Linked DNA regions of Mus musculus: region 1 is linked to region 2. The links are chromatin contacts, found by Hi-C or POLR2A ChIA-PET in ENCODE. All regions are on one chromosome and are shown on one strand. Each heading gives the region's core, a stretch centred on a gene start or an enhancer-like site at or near the end of the contact. The rest is flanking DNA. Distances are from core to core; before and after follow the strand shown.

Region 1 (7,105 bases), core at 1,767-4,266, 370 kb before region 2:
CTTTTTTTTTTTTTTTTTTTTCGAGACAGGGTTTCTCTGTATAGCCCTGGAACTCACTCTGTAGACCAGGCTGACCTCGAACTCAGAAATCAGCCTGCCTCTGCCTCCCAAGGGCTGGGATTAAAGGCGTGCGCCACCACCACTATTTTTTATTTCTTAAAGCACAACTATTTGTTCATAGCTATATGCCAAGGCCTATGTGGGGTAGTCAGAGGACAAATTCACAGAAGTTGTTTCCTTGAGACCCAGGTATCCAACTAAGGTCATCAGGGTTCCAGACAAGTGTTTTTACCTGCTAAGCATCTCCCAGGCCTAGATATCTTAATCTTGAAGCATGTTTCCCTCCTAAGGTTAAAGCTAATTGAATAACATTTAAAAGACAGCTACTGTATTAAAGAGCAACAATCTAGCTCATTTGAAGGACAAAAACCAAAGTTCCATCCTGACCAGAAACATCATATACTGCTCAGCTACAATGAAATCAATCCAGGATTAGATTGCAGTGTTAATTCCTATAAACCCATCAAAATGAAAAGCACATAATACTTAATACATGCTGGAACCACTCCAGACGTGATGCCAAAGCATTGGGTCACTGCTCAAGGCCTTGAGAAAGAAGACAGAATTCTCAGTTCGTTCTAGACTCCATGCATGGCCTATCACAGTTTACCTAGGGTACCGACTCCTAATCTCCAGATCAGGCCTACAAAGGGCTCTCAATAGTTCACCAAGTAAACCGAAATCAAGACAACTTCTGGGCAAAGGAGGAGAGAGGCTTTGTTGTCAGAGACTTCCATGTGTACTCAGAGTCTGGACTTTGCCCCTCCAAAGCTACAAGCAAGTATTCATTCTCTGAGCCTCTGTTTTCTCCTCTATAAAAGGAAAGGCTGTCAACCTGGAATATTATTTTGTAAATCAAACCTTTAGGGGTTTTTTTTGTGTGTCACATCACTACTAAATCGCCAGCTCATAAACTGTTAACAAAGTATCTCTTTCTGGGAATCACCATTATACTGTGTGAGATTTATTCAAATTGCAATGTGTTTTTCAAATTGCAATGTTTAAATAAGATGTTCTAATATAATATATATAATAATATAAATGAAACTCCAGTACCCAGGGCCTCACACACACACACACACACACACACACACACACACACACACACGCGCGCGCACACACACACACAAGGCAAGGTCTTTACCCACTGAGTTACACTCCCAATCCTGTACCCTAAGTGGAGTTTTGAATACCAAGAGAAAGTTAAAAACTAGAGAATGGTTTTTTATGTGGAGTTCTTATGGATTTATTCAGACCTTGCATGGTGGAAATCTTTAAAACCATCTAAAGGCCTTTCAAAACCCAGATACAGTCCAGTTGTCTAAACAATAAGTGATCCACCACAGACGCCAGGCAAAGTCACAACAGGATGAGCGAGGAGCCTTCGGCTTCTCTCCGATTTCCTGGCCACTGTTATTTTAAAATTTGATCGTGTAAACAAGGGAAAATCCCTTTCGGACAAGTCCCATGGACTATAATTTGCATCTTTGTTTTTAATATGTTGTAGCTTCTATGAAAAATCATAGTTGTTCACTTTTTCTTGCTCATGTGTCTAGGTACTAAAGACCATATGTAAAATCTATACTCCACGGCTTTTTAACTGTATAATCGCAATACTCTTTTCTTAAGGGTTGTATTCTGTCCCTGCCTTTTACAAGTAACTTTTGAAAACAAATACAAAACTTGAAAGGAAGAGGGAAAAAAATGGGTAACAGATCACACACACGAAATAAAAACACTACAGGCCGACGAGCATCAGACTAAAATGACTTCTATTTATCACTGTGCCTGTTTACTCCTGTGCAACTGCAAACACAGAAAATGGGCAGACATTTAAAAGTCAATGAGCTGTTCTGAAGAACTACATTGTTTCTGGGCTTCCTCTGTCCCCCTTGTAGCATTTGTGGCCATTTCTAAAATTAATGCTAGAGAGCACTAAGGTAATTTTTTTTTCACTAAACATTTCCCAGTTGGAAAACCACAAGCCAAGATGTCTTGAAGTCGAGTTAATTTGTACAGAAATGCTGCTGTTCCGCAGCCAACCTTTGGACCATGACCACCACCAAGCTCAAGACTCAGATTTTATGGTGTTACAGCCGAGCCTCAAAGGCTGTTAAAAGTCTCAAGCTGACTAACTATATTCGAAAATCCTGCAACTGTAACACGAGAGCAAACTAAAGTTTTATTCAACACATATGAAATCGGAGCAGCGTTTGTGTAGCGCTCCAGCAGTATCTCCACATTGGGATTTAAACAGCTCTGCCCTACATACTTTATGCCGGATAAAATGTATCTTTGTGTAAAAGTTCCTGACATAGATTATCTAAGAATGGCCTTATCAAATTATTTCCTATTTTAAAATACAATCCACAGCTAGCACGTTTTAATTAGTTTAAGACGATTTGGAATTAAATAACAAAGTTATTTTCAGCAACACATCCGTAAAACTCACACTCAAAATACTAGAACGCTTAGGAACTAAAATTCCAGCTTTATAGTATGCTACCATGGTCTTCTTCGACACAGCTAAATTATTAATGGTATCAATTGATCTTTACTCTGACAACAAACTAGACTGTGTAGCTTTTTCACTGTGTTTCGAAAGGAGAAAATAAAACTATCTTGCAGTGTCGGGTGGGACTCGTCAGGTGACAGGAGCCCCGCTGGCCCGGGAAGGGGAAGCCAGAGCTCCAGTCCGCGCCGGGCAGAGCAGAGGCCAAGGCGGTGAGGACAGGCAGGCGGGCAGGCGCCCACACTCACCCGGCGAGGCAGGTGCGCGAGGGGTCGCGGCCGTGGAGAGGCTGCCGGGCTGCGGGCGCGAAGGGCAAGCGCGACACCGCGGCCGAGAGCGAGCACCGGAGACGACAGCACGACGGCGGCCGGGATACGCTTCCTGCTGGGACAGATCCCGGATCGGTCTCCACCCGCCGGCCAGAGAGCCCTGCAGAGTGCCCAGCCTGCGCACGTCACTGCTACGGAGCGCCCAAGGGGGCGGGAGGCGGGGCCGGAGGCGGGATTTTGTGGGACCGGGGCGGGGCGGCTAAAGAAAGGGCGGGTCTTCATTGGCCAGTGGGCGGGAACAGCCTAAGGGGCGGGGTCTTGGGGCAGAAGGGCTGAGAGGGGCGGGGTCCTAGGCAGCAGGACAGGGAGGACTCGCAAAGCGTAGGGTCTTGGGAATGAAGGAGCAGAGGGACGTGGCCTCAAGTCAAGGAACGCCGGGGCGGCTGTGAAGGGGAGGCCTCAAGAGCTAGGGTTGAGAGGGGCGGGACCTCATGAGGCGCCGGGGAAGGGGGTGGTTGAAGGAGTGCTGGGTAGGGGCGTGGCCTAATGGCGTGGGGCAAGAGAAGGGCGGGGCCTCAGGTTCCGACCGCATCCCTGCATCCCTGCAAGCCAAGGGCTGCAGGTAGCCCCTCATGACATTCCCTACCTCGCAGTGGTAGTTGTTTCCACTGCCACAGCGAGGGACCACAGCAAAGAGTCAGTTGAAGAAAAGTTGAGAGTGGGACAGGCGAATTGCGGAGGAACTCGCTTGTGGGGATTAAGGGTGGCACCGCAGCCCATCTAGGCTCGTGCTCCTCACCTGCCTGCGTCAACTTCCTGTTCAGCCCTTGGAGGATTGAACCACGGAAGAAAATTTTTTCTTCTCTGGCTAGCCTCCCATGCAGATATCATATTTACTTCTTACAGCCCCTGTATTTCCACCTCGCCCCCTTTGTTGTTGTTTATCTGGACTCTTGAGAGAGTCTCGGTCTGTAACCAGGCAGTCCTGGAACTCATCATGTAGCCCGCGCAAGCCTAAGAATAGTGACAATCCTTGTGGGCTGGTTTTATAGAACTGAGCCAACTGGCCCGCTTTATCTTTCCGGTTGTTTAATTTTACTGTCCTTATAAGGTCATATGTGGGTCATCTTTTTAAATTAAATATTACATTCCTATGCAAATTTGAGAGCAAACATCTCCTTTACTAGAAAAAAGAGGTTAATATGAAAACAAAATAAGGGGCTGGCAAGATAGTTCAGCCAGTGAGGGTTCTTGCAGCCCATCCTGAAGCCCAGCATGTTTCAAGGAGAGAAACAACTCCTCATATTGTACTCTGACCACTGGGCTCTGTCTAGAAGATTCCCAGAGAAGACAGGTTTCAGGAATTCAAACTGGACCTGGTGCCTCGTGCTTGTAATTCTAGCTACTCGGGAAGCTGCATGTTCAAGACCAGCATGGTCAGTTAGTAATATCCTGTTTCAGAGAGAGATGGGCTATAACTAAGTCCACGGTAGAATACTTGCCTAGCATGTGAGGCCCTGGGTTCAATCCATATCACCACAAAAAAATGGTAAGGGAAGGGTCAGGCATTCAGAGACGACCCAAATGACTTGATGAAAAAGCTACCTTCCACTGAACACATTTCAAATTCGTAAGACAGTAAGTAAAATTAGGGAAACTAAAAAAGAGGAAGGAAAACCAAGAAAGGAAGTAATTTACAGCAACCACAGAAATGTAGCTCCAAGATTGCCAAAAGAAAAATCTCAACTATATCAAAGATTGTAAAATAAACTAAAACCAGGGGCAGACTTATTTCTCAAATTCCAGTACTAAGGTGAGAGAGGGGGATAGAGGGCAAGCAGAACCCTTGGCTCACCATTGGCTCACCCTGGCCAGCCATTCTAGCAGAAAAGGAGAGCTCTGGACTCACTGAGACCCCACTACAAAAAATAAGAGGATGAAAGACTGAAGAAGATGCTTGTGTTGGTTAGGTTTTTTATCTGTTTTGCTTTGTTTTATGTGGGTTTGTTTTGTTTTGTTTGGCAAAACTTCATGCAAGTTAGAGTCGTCTGAAAGGGAACTTTAGTTTTTAAAAATCCCCCATCAAATTACCCTGTAGGCAAGCTTATGGGACATTTTCTTGGTTGATTGATAATTGATGGAATTAATTAATGGAAGGACCCAGTACACTGTGAAAAGTGTCATTCCTGGGCAGGTGGTCCCAGGGAATATAAGAAAGCAAACTGAACAAGCCAGGATGAATAGGCCAGTAAGTAGGAATTCTCCTTTACCTCTGCAACAGTTCCTGCTTTCAGGTTCCTGTTTTGAGTTCCTGTGATGGATTGAGAGTTGAAATAAACCCTAAACTGGCTTTGGGTGGTGTTATATCATAGTAATACAAAGCAGACTAAGACAATGCCTAACATAGGGCTCCTACCCAAATATATTGCAGGTACGCAGAAATAATTGGCTTTTTAAAATGAAGATCATGGTGCTGAAGAGATGGCTCAGCAGTTATGAGTACATAGTAGCTCATAAGAGCTTTTAAATCCAGCTCCAGGGGGAAATCTCATAGGCTTATTCTGGCTTCATCAAGCACTGCATTCCTGTGGTACACAGACATATGTACAAGCACAACGCCCTACACATGAAGTAGGTAGAATAATAATAGTAATGATAATAATTAATAATGATAAATTTCTTTAAAGGAAAAATGAAGATCGCTACATATTTTTAATACATACCTTACTTAAGTTTGAATTTGACATAAAGATAATCTGTTTGTAAGTCAGTAGAAGGTGTTTTATTTACAGTTGCTTTTTGTAACTAATGACATCCATGAGTCTTACCCTTTGTCCCTGCTTTAATCTGTTTCATCTCTTTACTTCTAGCCTCATATCTCTCTGCCCATTTCTTCTTTCTACCTCCGACTGTTACCATTTTCTGGGCCACCATCACTACAGATCTTAGATAATCATAACCACTAGTCCATAGTTAGAAATCCAAGTGAGTGGTTCTCCACTATCCTCAGTAGAAAGTCCAAACCCCTTAAGATTCCTCTTCTCCTGGACCCTTACCTACTTGGAGACTGGCTCTGTGAGTTACCCCTTAAGATACCTTCCCCTGGACCCTTACCCACATGGAGACTGGGTTTGTGGGCTACCCCTTAAGATACCTCCCCCTGGACCCTTACACGCTTAGAGACTGGCTCTGTGGGTTGACGAATGCTAGGCAAGCCCAGCAAAACTGAGTTACATCAGTCCTAAAACACCTGGTAAGATCCTGAATCTAACCGTCTTTCACGAACTGGTTGTTCTTGTTCAATTAGTCTAGTGGATTATTCCTTCTTTCTATCTTTTTTTTGGGCTCTTCGATGGTCATGTGATCCCACAGTTCACCACTGTGTTCAAGCCGACAAGCTGAGCCACCAGGTATCTGTCCTGGGAATCGCTGTCTTCTCCATGCTTAGCTGCCCAATCTCATTTCTACCCACAGCCTTCCTCCATGTCTCGTACTTTACATTCAAGTCATTCTGAAGGGCTTTTGTGTCCCCAAACACACACTCTATGCTATTTACTACACTGGAGCACAGCCAGGCTAAACCCAATTATTCCTTCAAAACAAAGCCTGCTTGTCCTCTCTAAGAATTTTCCCTACCCGCCCTGATGGTAAATCCTAGGCATAATTCAGTTCTGTCCCCATCCTTCACTTAACATCTACTGTACAAATATCTCTTATAATGCATATTGTACTCTGGCCACCTATGTGTTCTTTTGTGTATTCTCTAGTTAGCCTGTACACTCTTTGAGGGCACAATAGACTATCCTTTGGATTTCAAGTGTGGAGCACAGTAGCTTTTTCGTTAAGAAGTGCCTACAGGGCCCAAGATATAGCTCAGTGGTAACGTACTTAATGCTAAATAAATAAATAGTGCCTAGCATTGGTGTTATTATGAATAAAGAGGAAAGATGGACAGATGATGATTCTGGAAACTGCATATGTTATCATCAAGCATAATGGAAGTAACTCTGTCTCTGTGACCCAACCCCAGTCCATACTTACATGCCCTAAGTCTACAGCTCGATTTGACCCTCCACAGTCCCTCCTCTTTTCTAAAACAGGGTCCCATATATCACAGGCAGGCCTGGGACGTGCTTATAGCTGAGGCTGTTCTTTAACTTTCTTTTTAAAATTTAATTAAGTCTTTGGCAACTTCATACTTGTGTTATGTGATTACTATGGAGACTTCTGAGATTTCTCCTTCTACCCCTATCTCCTAGACTGT
Region 2 (7,619 bases), core at 1,392-3,891:
AATGTATCACACAAAGTCTACATGGCCCTTCTAAAAATCATTAGGTGTGCCTTAAATATTATTCCACTGAAGTCTCTAACTGAATGGGAGTGGAACAAAAGGATACTGAAAAGTATTCAAATTATTAAGGACTTTCTCTCAGCACATCTTAATCCCAGAACTCAGGAGATTGAGGCAGATTAATCTCTGAATTTTTAGAGCCTGATCCACAGAGTTTCAGGACAGCCAGGGCTACACAAAGAAACTACGTCTTGGGTGAGGGTATGTTCTAAGAACTGTGGCTCTCAGGTTTAACTTTCCTAGGCAATATTAAGCTGTAGACTCAAACAAACCCTTGGGTATGCTTAGATGATAGAGAACTAAAGCAGCTTGAGGTACTGAAGGAGCCTGACATACAAACCTGTGTGAACTTTGGCCAAATAGTAAAACAACTGTTTTAGGTTTCTTTTCTCCATTCCTTAATTTATCAAAGTTCTTCTTCTTCTCCTTCTCCTTCTCCTTCTTCTTCCTTTCTGACATAGTGGCATAATGTAGTAACTGAACTAAAAAATGAAAACTATATGAAACATACATTTCAGATTATTGATCTGATAGCATTAAGAAATGTCACACAAGGCTGGGTGTGGTGGTGCACACCTTTAATCCCAGCACTCAGGAGGCAGAGGCAGGCAGATTTCTGAGTTCGAGGCCAGCCTGGTCTACAGAGTAAGTTCCAGGACAGCCAGGGCTACACAGAGAAAACCTGTCTCGAAAAACAAAAACAAAAACAAATAAACAAACAAACAAAAAGGATACCTTTTGAGACAAGGACTTATTGTGTAGCTCTGGCTGTCCTGGAATTCACATAGACCAGACTGGCCTTGAATTCACAGAAATCTGTCTGCCTCCGCCTCTGGAGTGCTGGGAGGAAATGTGTGTAATCATCACCCAGTCCCCAGTGAAGTTTTTAGTAAAACTGAGACAGTTAATCTTTGCTCTGAGCAAACCAAAGGAAACAGGAAGTAGGTAAGCACACCAAGAACCATCAGATCACTGCTCCTGCAACAACAGCAACAAAGCTTTAAAGCAAACTAAGGTGTCTTGCAGCATCCTGGAGAGGTCCCAGAAACTTGTGGATACAACCTCAGGTGCTCAAATCTCTTATACAAAATGCAGCTCTTGTAAATGACCTATGTATCTCCCCCACACCCTTCAAACTGTCTCCTGATTATATTATTTATACTGCTTAGTACAATGGAAATAACCACTTAAAAGATAATGATGAGAAATTGTCTCCGTGTTTACTAGCTCAGAAGCAATTTTTTCCCCTGAATATTTTCAATTGTATGTTGAAGGTTCAGTTGTAGCACTATTTAAACCGAGTTCTAGAGTAGAAATAAAGGAACTAACACATCTAACTGTGATAATCTAAACAGGAGTGGGGAAAAAGAAAGAAAAAGGACTCCATGATTATCCCCAACACTGTGATGAACATTTTACCCAACAGAACGTTTAAGACAACAGGCTAAGCCTCTCTATGACAGACTCTTTTCCATTTGAATGGGGTTGAAGGTAAACTTAGGCTGCTAAAGCAAGATACAAACCTAAGGATTCTAGAGGCCTTAAGAATTTGAGATCAGCTAGGCTGTGGTGGCCCAGGCCTTTAATTACAACACCCAGGAGGCAAGAGGATTTATACAAGTTTGAGGGGAGCCTGGTCTACACAGAGAAACCCTGTCTGGAAAACCCGGGGCCGGGAAATCCAAGATCACAGAAGAACATACTGGAGCAAGTCAAAACTGTAGACAAAGACTTTTTAAAAGTAGGTACTGTCAGATAGTCTGGATTTCAAACACAATTTCAAAATGTAGATGCTATATAATCATTTTTTTTGTAAATTTGCAAAATTACACACTTATAAAAGAAAATTTGTAAAATATAGAAAAGAAAAAATCCTGCCTACAGTCAATCAATGGAGGTTAGCATCTTACGCTTTATAGTTGAATTCTACACTTTGTATTCTCTGTACTGCTTTGGTGTCTTTGAGTTACTAATTATTGTTTATTTATTGAGACAGGTTCTCTATGGATTTCCTGCTGGCCTCTTAAGTAGCTCAGACTGGCCTTGTAATTTCAATTACTCTGCCTTTACCTTTCAAGGGCTGACATTACACATAGTCTCAACGAGAATTTCCTTGGCAGGTTAAAACTAATACCCCTTTTTAAACAAGTGGTATTATGTTCTGGTTTTTGATTACCAAGTTTAAAAAAAAAGAATCACTGTCATGTTTTACAATAACCTTCCCAAACCAATGTGAAGTAGACAGAAAAATAAATGAAAATCGATCAGAAGCGAGGGATTAGGGCTAAACTAGGTTGCATCATCATCATCATCATCATTATTATTATTATTATATCAAATGGGTCGCATGTTATACCTCACTTAAATTCATAGAGGCACACTGAGTGGCGAGTTAAAATTCAATAGGGATCTGCATCCTTTTAAACATGTGGACTCCAGGACGCTACAACTCCCTTCAGAAGAGGCGTAGGCGTCATAAGAAAAGTCAACCCGGCGCCGAAATTACAGGTAGCCCAGGTCACCGAGTCCGACCTGACGGCTCCAGAAGTCTCCATGATAACCACAACAGGAAGTGTGCGCCAACAGAAGCGTCCTCCCGGGGAAGCGAAGACGCTACCGTCCTAGTGCGCAGACGTCGCTCCGGGCCGCGCATGCGCTCACGTAGCCGCGCGCCCGGCCTAAAGCCCTCACTTTGTCGTCACAGGGCAGATGATCAGGGTGCGTCCGTCTTTTTCCTCCCCCTTCCATCCTCCTCCCCCTCCCCTCCCCTCGTCCCTCAATCATCTCCCCATTTCCTCTCTCTCCCTCCCTGGGGCGTCTCCTAAAGACGCCCGCTTCCGGTCAGCGGCCGGCCGCAGAAGCGTGTCCCGCCTCTTCCGCCTCCCCGGTGGCGGCGCGGGTGGCGGAGGCGGTAGCGGCAGCGGTGACTGCGCGTCTCCTGTCAGGGTCGGCGGCACGCAAGTCCCCTGGGCGGCCCAGCTGGACGTGGCCGAGCCGAAGCCCGGGGGCCGATGGCGATGAACTATAGCGCGAAGGATGAGGTGGACGGCGGGCCCGCGGGTCCTCCCGGGGGCGCCGCCAAGACCCGGAGGCCGGATAACACGGCCTTCAAACAGCAACGGCTACCCGCCTGGCAGCCCATCCTCACGGCCGGCACGGTGCTGCCCACCTTCTTCATCATCGGCCTCATCTTCATCCCCATCGGCATCGGCATCTTCGTCACCTCCAACAACATCCGTGAGATCGAGGTGAGGGAGGGGCGTGGCAGTGATCCCCCGGCTCCCAGAAGGTGACAGGCGGGCCCCGCCCTCTGGTGCCTTCTCGGTTTCTTCTGTGGCTTTTCTGAGTTTGCAGTTTTGTGGGCTCGCTTCCTTTGGCTCTCGGTTTACCTGGCTGGAAATGGAATGAATACAGCTAGAATGTCGGGTGGACGAGACTTTTTTTGGAGGCGCTTTGCGTGGGTTTCCGAGAGGTAGAGTGAATGTCTTTTAGGAGGAGATAAGAGGAAAAAGAGTTAGATTTACGTGTTTAACTCTGAGGCAACTCACAGGGGCAGACTGTTGTTATTTGGGCGGGGGTTATTCTGGGACACAGAGATTAACAAATTGGTTGGGTGTAGGACCCGGAGTCAATAAAGGTATTGATTCTTCTGTGAAGAAATTAAGTCATACAGAGCGCACACAAGTAACTTTGATTTTGAGCTAATTAGATATTTTTAGTTGTTGGCCACGATATAGTTAAAGGCATGAAACTTCAGTTCTGGTTTGTTTTTAGGCGGTATTCATTTCTAATTATGCCCCACAGTGGTCCTAATTCCTCCTGCTTGATTTTTAAAATATGCATATCAATGATTCCACACGAAATAAGTTGGAAACTAGCTATAAACGATTTCACTGGCATTACTTTTTTTTTTTTGGAATATCCTACTTAGATGTGATAGAAACACTCTACTGAGGGAAACATTTTGATTTGTGTTGGTGCAGTAATCACTGCATTTTTATCCGTCCGCATCAGTAAAGATGGGTTTATAGCAGGATGTGAGTACTGTGTGGCGGACAGTATTGGACGTCCACAAGTCCTCCATCAAATTAAGGGAGTTTTCATCTGTTTGAACTGGCAAGATCGATGTTGAGTAACCTTGCTTTCTTCTGTTGTAAAGATATATTTTTGTGTACTTAATTTAAAAATAAATACTACATTTAATTGGACGTCCCCAGTCATTTTAGCTAGGGACTTTGGTGACTTTGTTCAGTTTACTAAAGTAAGCTGGTTTATATATATATATATATATATATATATATATATACATACATACACACACACACACATATATATATATATTTTAACTGCACAGTGCTTCAGTATTAATGACAGTAAGAATAGTATCTAGAGTGTATTTTAAAAATCTTTTATTAAATTTTATTTTGACTAGAGCAAGCTCACAGCGTATGTTTTTGGTATATATTTTATCTTCGTGGTTTTAGCCTTGTGATATACTCAAAGGTAGCCCAAAATGCTCCAAAATGTAAATGAAGCTCTGGGCCAAACAGGTTGGGCAGGAGAAAAGTTTTGATTTTAGAATATTTTGGATTGTAGAGTTTGAGATTAGGTATGCTCAACTGGAGAAAACTATACAAACGTACAGAATGTTTTAAAAAAAAAAAAAAAAACTTCTCGGATGTAAAACACTTCTGTTCCCTGTCATACCTAAACCCTGAGCTCTGCAGCTTTAATTAGATTTCAGGGGGGGTAATTGACTTACTTTCTCTGAAGGTTAGTTTCTTCATCTCTAAAATAAATAGGATAATGAATTTCTTCTAAGATTTTACACTTAGATGCAAAATAGATGTGCGTTATGACCCATCAGCAGGAGATGAGAGCTAAGGACCAGCCTGAGGGATGGCTGGACTGTTGGGAGTGTTAATGTCCTGATTCCAAGGTGTAAACTCTCACACTACATCATGACCCTTACTGAGATGATAGGAAAGATAATGGGATACCTCCTAAGCATTAGACCTTTGCACCATCTCCTTTAAACTTGATATTAAGATGAAAGCAATGATGATTTAGATTGTGTATGAATATTTACTAAATTGTTAAAAAACTAGTACTGTTTACTACAGTTGGAAAATAATTTTCTTTAAAACTTTTGGGTTCTGAAAAGTAAAGTAAGGTTCTGTAAACTTAGTGATTAGTGAAATGGAAATTTCTTGTGCTTAGTGTGCCCCTGATTTTAAGAGTGTATTGTAGTGGCACAGAGGGACATTGGAGTTAAGAGCTGGCCTAGAGCGAAAGTTCCAGCTCTCACTAGGTGGTGATGGAACCCTTTTTTTTGTGAGCTGCTCTTAATACTACAAAGATTTAGAGTGGATGATCCTTAAGATGCCATTCACTTCTGAAAGTCTGTGACTCACAACTTAATTTTGATTTAAAATAATGCTATGTTCAAAAAGCCATAATTGAAATGAGAGAAAATGAAAATTAGGAGTTACTGGAAATTTTGTATTAACACCAACACATGCAGATAGAATGATTAAAATTTGAGTGTTGGATATGTAGCAAATGATTTCAAATTAGGTCTGGAGTTATTAGAAAAACCTAGAGAGCTTTTTCGACATACAAGTTTGTATGCTTGTTCTTTATTCTCTGTGTGTGCTGGAGATTGAACTCTGGGCCACGAGGAAGTGCTGTCCCACTAAGTCCTCTACCTTCTGTTAGCTGCTAGCTTAGGCTAAACGCCTTTGAGGATAATTAAAAGTGAACAGGAGGAACTGGAGAGCTGGTTCAGCACTTAAGAGCACTGGCTTCCTTTGCAAGAGTACCCAGGTTTGATTTCTAGTGCCTACATGGTGGCTCACAACTGTCTTTAACTACAGTTCTAAGTCATCCCATGTCCCCTTGCAGCCTCAGCAAGCATCAGATACCCATTTGGTCCACCCACATACATGAGAAGCAGAGGTTGGTGGATCTCTGGGCCTGGTCTACATAGTGAGTTCTAGAATAGGACTAAATGAATGATACTGTATCACAGAAAGGAAGGAAGGAAGGAAGGAAGGAAGGAAGGAAGGAAGGAAGGAAGGAAAAGAAAGAAGAAAGAAAGAGATAAAATAAAGGTAAACAGGATGTGAGCAGTTCTCCCCCACACTGATTCCTGCTGTCTGTTTTACATGGTTTAAGTTTCTTTTTGAAAACTCAGTAGTCCACGTGCAGTATAGTTCAGCTTACTAGGGCAGAAGACTTATAAATCAAGATGTTTGGTATGGCGTGTTTGCTTAGAACTTGGAAAATTGAAAGTAAAACTAATAGACTTTTCACATTTTCCCAGAAAAGCTGCTTTTATGTTTGGATACTCATAGTTAGTATCCTATTACCTTCCCTTGTTAAGTTTATGAATCTCTCTTAGTTGGTTTTTAGATTTTCTAAGTAAAGTGAGTTTTTTAGAAAAGTACCACTGATAATTTTAGTAACCATTAAAATATTTCAATTATGAATTTATTTATTGAAGACTTGTATAATGTCTTTATTATTTGCAGCAAAGACTGAATATTTCTTTTAATTTGACAACAATTAAGAGTCAAGCATGTTCCCACCACAAGGCAATGAATGACTCCTCTAAGGCTCTTGGCTAGGCCAAAATATTCAGCTAACTTGAAAGTACCACCTTTGTAACTTCTGTAAAAGCATTATCAGTGTGAAGTGATATAATTGTAAGTTAATGCTTCAAGCTGGGCAGTGGTGGTGCATGCCTTTAATCCCAGCAGTTGGGAGGCAGAGGTAGAGAGAGAGGCAGAGGCAGAGAGAGAGGTAGAGGCAGAGAGAGAGGCAGGCAGAGGCAGAGAGAGGTAGAGGCAGAGAGAGGCAGAGAGAGAGAGGTAGAGGCAGAGGCAGAGGCATAGGCAGAGAGAGGCGCAGAGGCAGAGAGAGAGGCAGAGAAAGGCAGAGAGAGAGGCAGAGAAAGGCAGAGGCAGAGAGAGGCGCAGAGAGGCAGAGGCAGGCGGATTTCTGAGTTCAAGGCCAGAAATCTGGTCTACAGAGTAAGTTCCAGGATAGCCAGGGATACACAGAGAAACCCTGTCTGGAAAAAACAAACAAACAAGCAGAATGCTTAGGGAGCTGGGTCAGGTGTCCGGTTCCTATAGCCCCAGATAGTTTAGGGAGACTTGAGGTAGTAGACTGCTTGACTGTAGTAATTCAGTGCATAGACCTAGTATCCAAAAACAGTAAAAGAAAATTAATCAATGGTTAGACTCAAATTTGGGTGTACTTTTTAAAAACAACATTTAAGATAAACAGTAAATACAGTAATACCTAGAGCCTAGGCATTTAAGTTCATATTGCTAACATGTTGGTGTTAGTGGACTAGCCCCCTCTTTGCTCAACTCCCAGCTTTCCGTTTTTAAAAAAACAAAAAACAAAACTGTTTAATTTTCTATGCTCAGTTATTTGTCCGGATTATTTCCTGTTTCTGACAAAAATTTGCTGTCTATGTTTTTCCTCCTTTCTAGTTTGAATCCTTAGATTGTAAGGTTCTTGAAGGAAATTAAATCTTTGATCTGCAT

Evidence for each region. Hi-C counts contacts between places; a loop is a spot of excess contacts on that map. ChIA-PET counts read pairs that join two places held with the same protein, here RNA polymerase II (POLR2A).
Region 1: a loop to region 2 is called in a map of heart, with 2.2 times the contacts of the local background. The contact joins the promoter of Myo6 here to the promoter of 4930429F24Rik in region 2. A Hi-C loop is called at or near these places in 1 of 37 maps with a recorded cell type or tissue (heart). POLR2A ChIA-PET finds 5 or more read pairs at or near these places in 1 of 5 experiments (Patski).

What each region holds. Positions count from the first base shown.
Region 1 is chr9:80,160,945-80,168,049 of GRCm38, reverse strand. Myo6 (myosin VI) reads right to left here and starts at 3,016. Exons shown (of 33, transcript NM_001039546.2): 1 at 2,821-3,016.
Region 2 is chr9:79,788,663-79,796,281 of GRCm38, reverse strand. 4930429F24Rik (RIKEN cDNA 4930429F24 gene) reads right to left here and starts at 2,641. Exons shown (of 3, transcript NR_040734.1): 1 at 2,417-2,641; 2 at 397-542. It overlaps Tmem30a (transmembrane protein 30A), which reads left to right and starts at 2,852. Exons shown (of 7, transcript NM_133718.4): 1 at 2,852-3,308. The coding sequence starts at 3,072.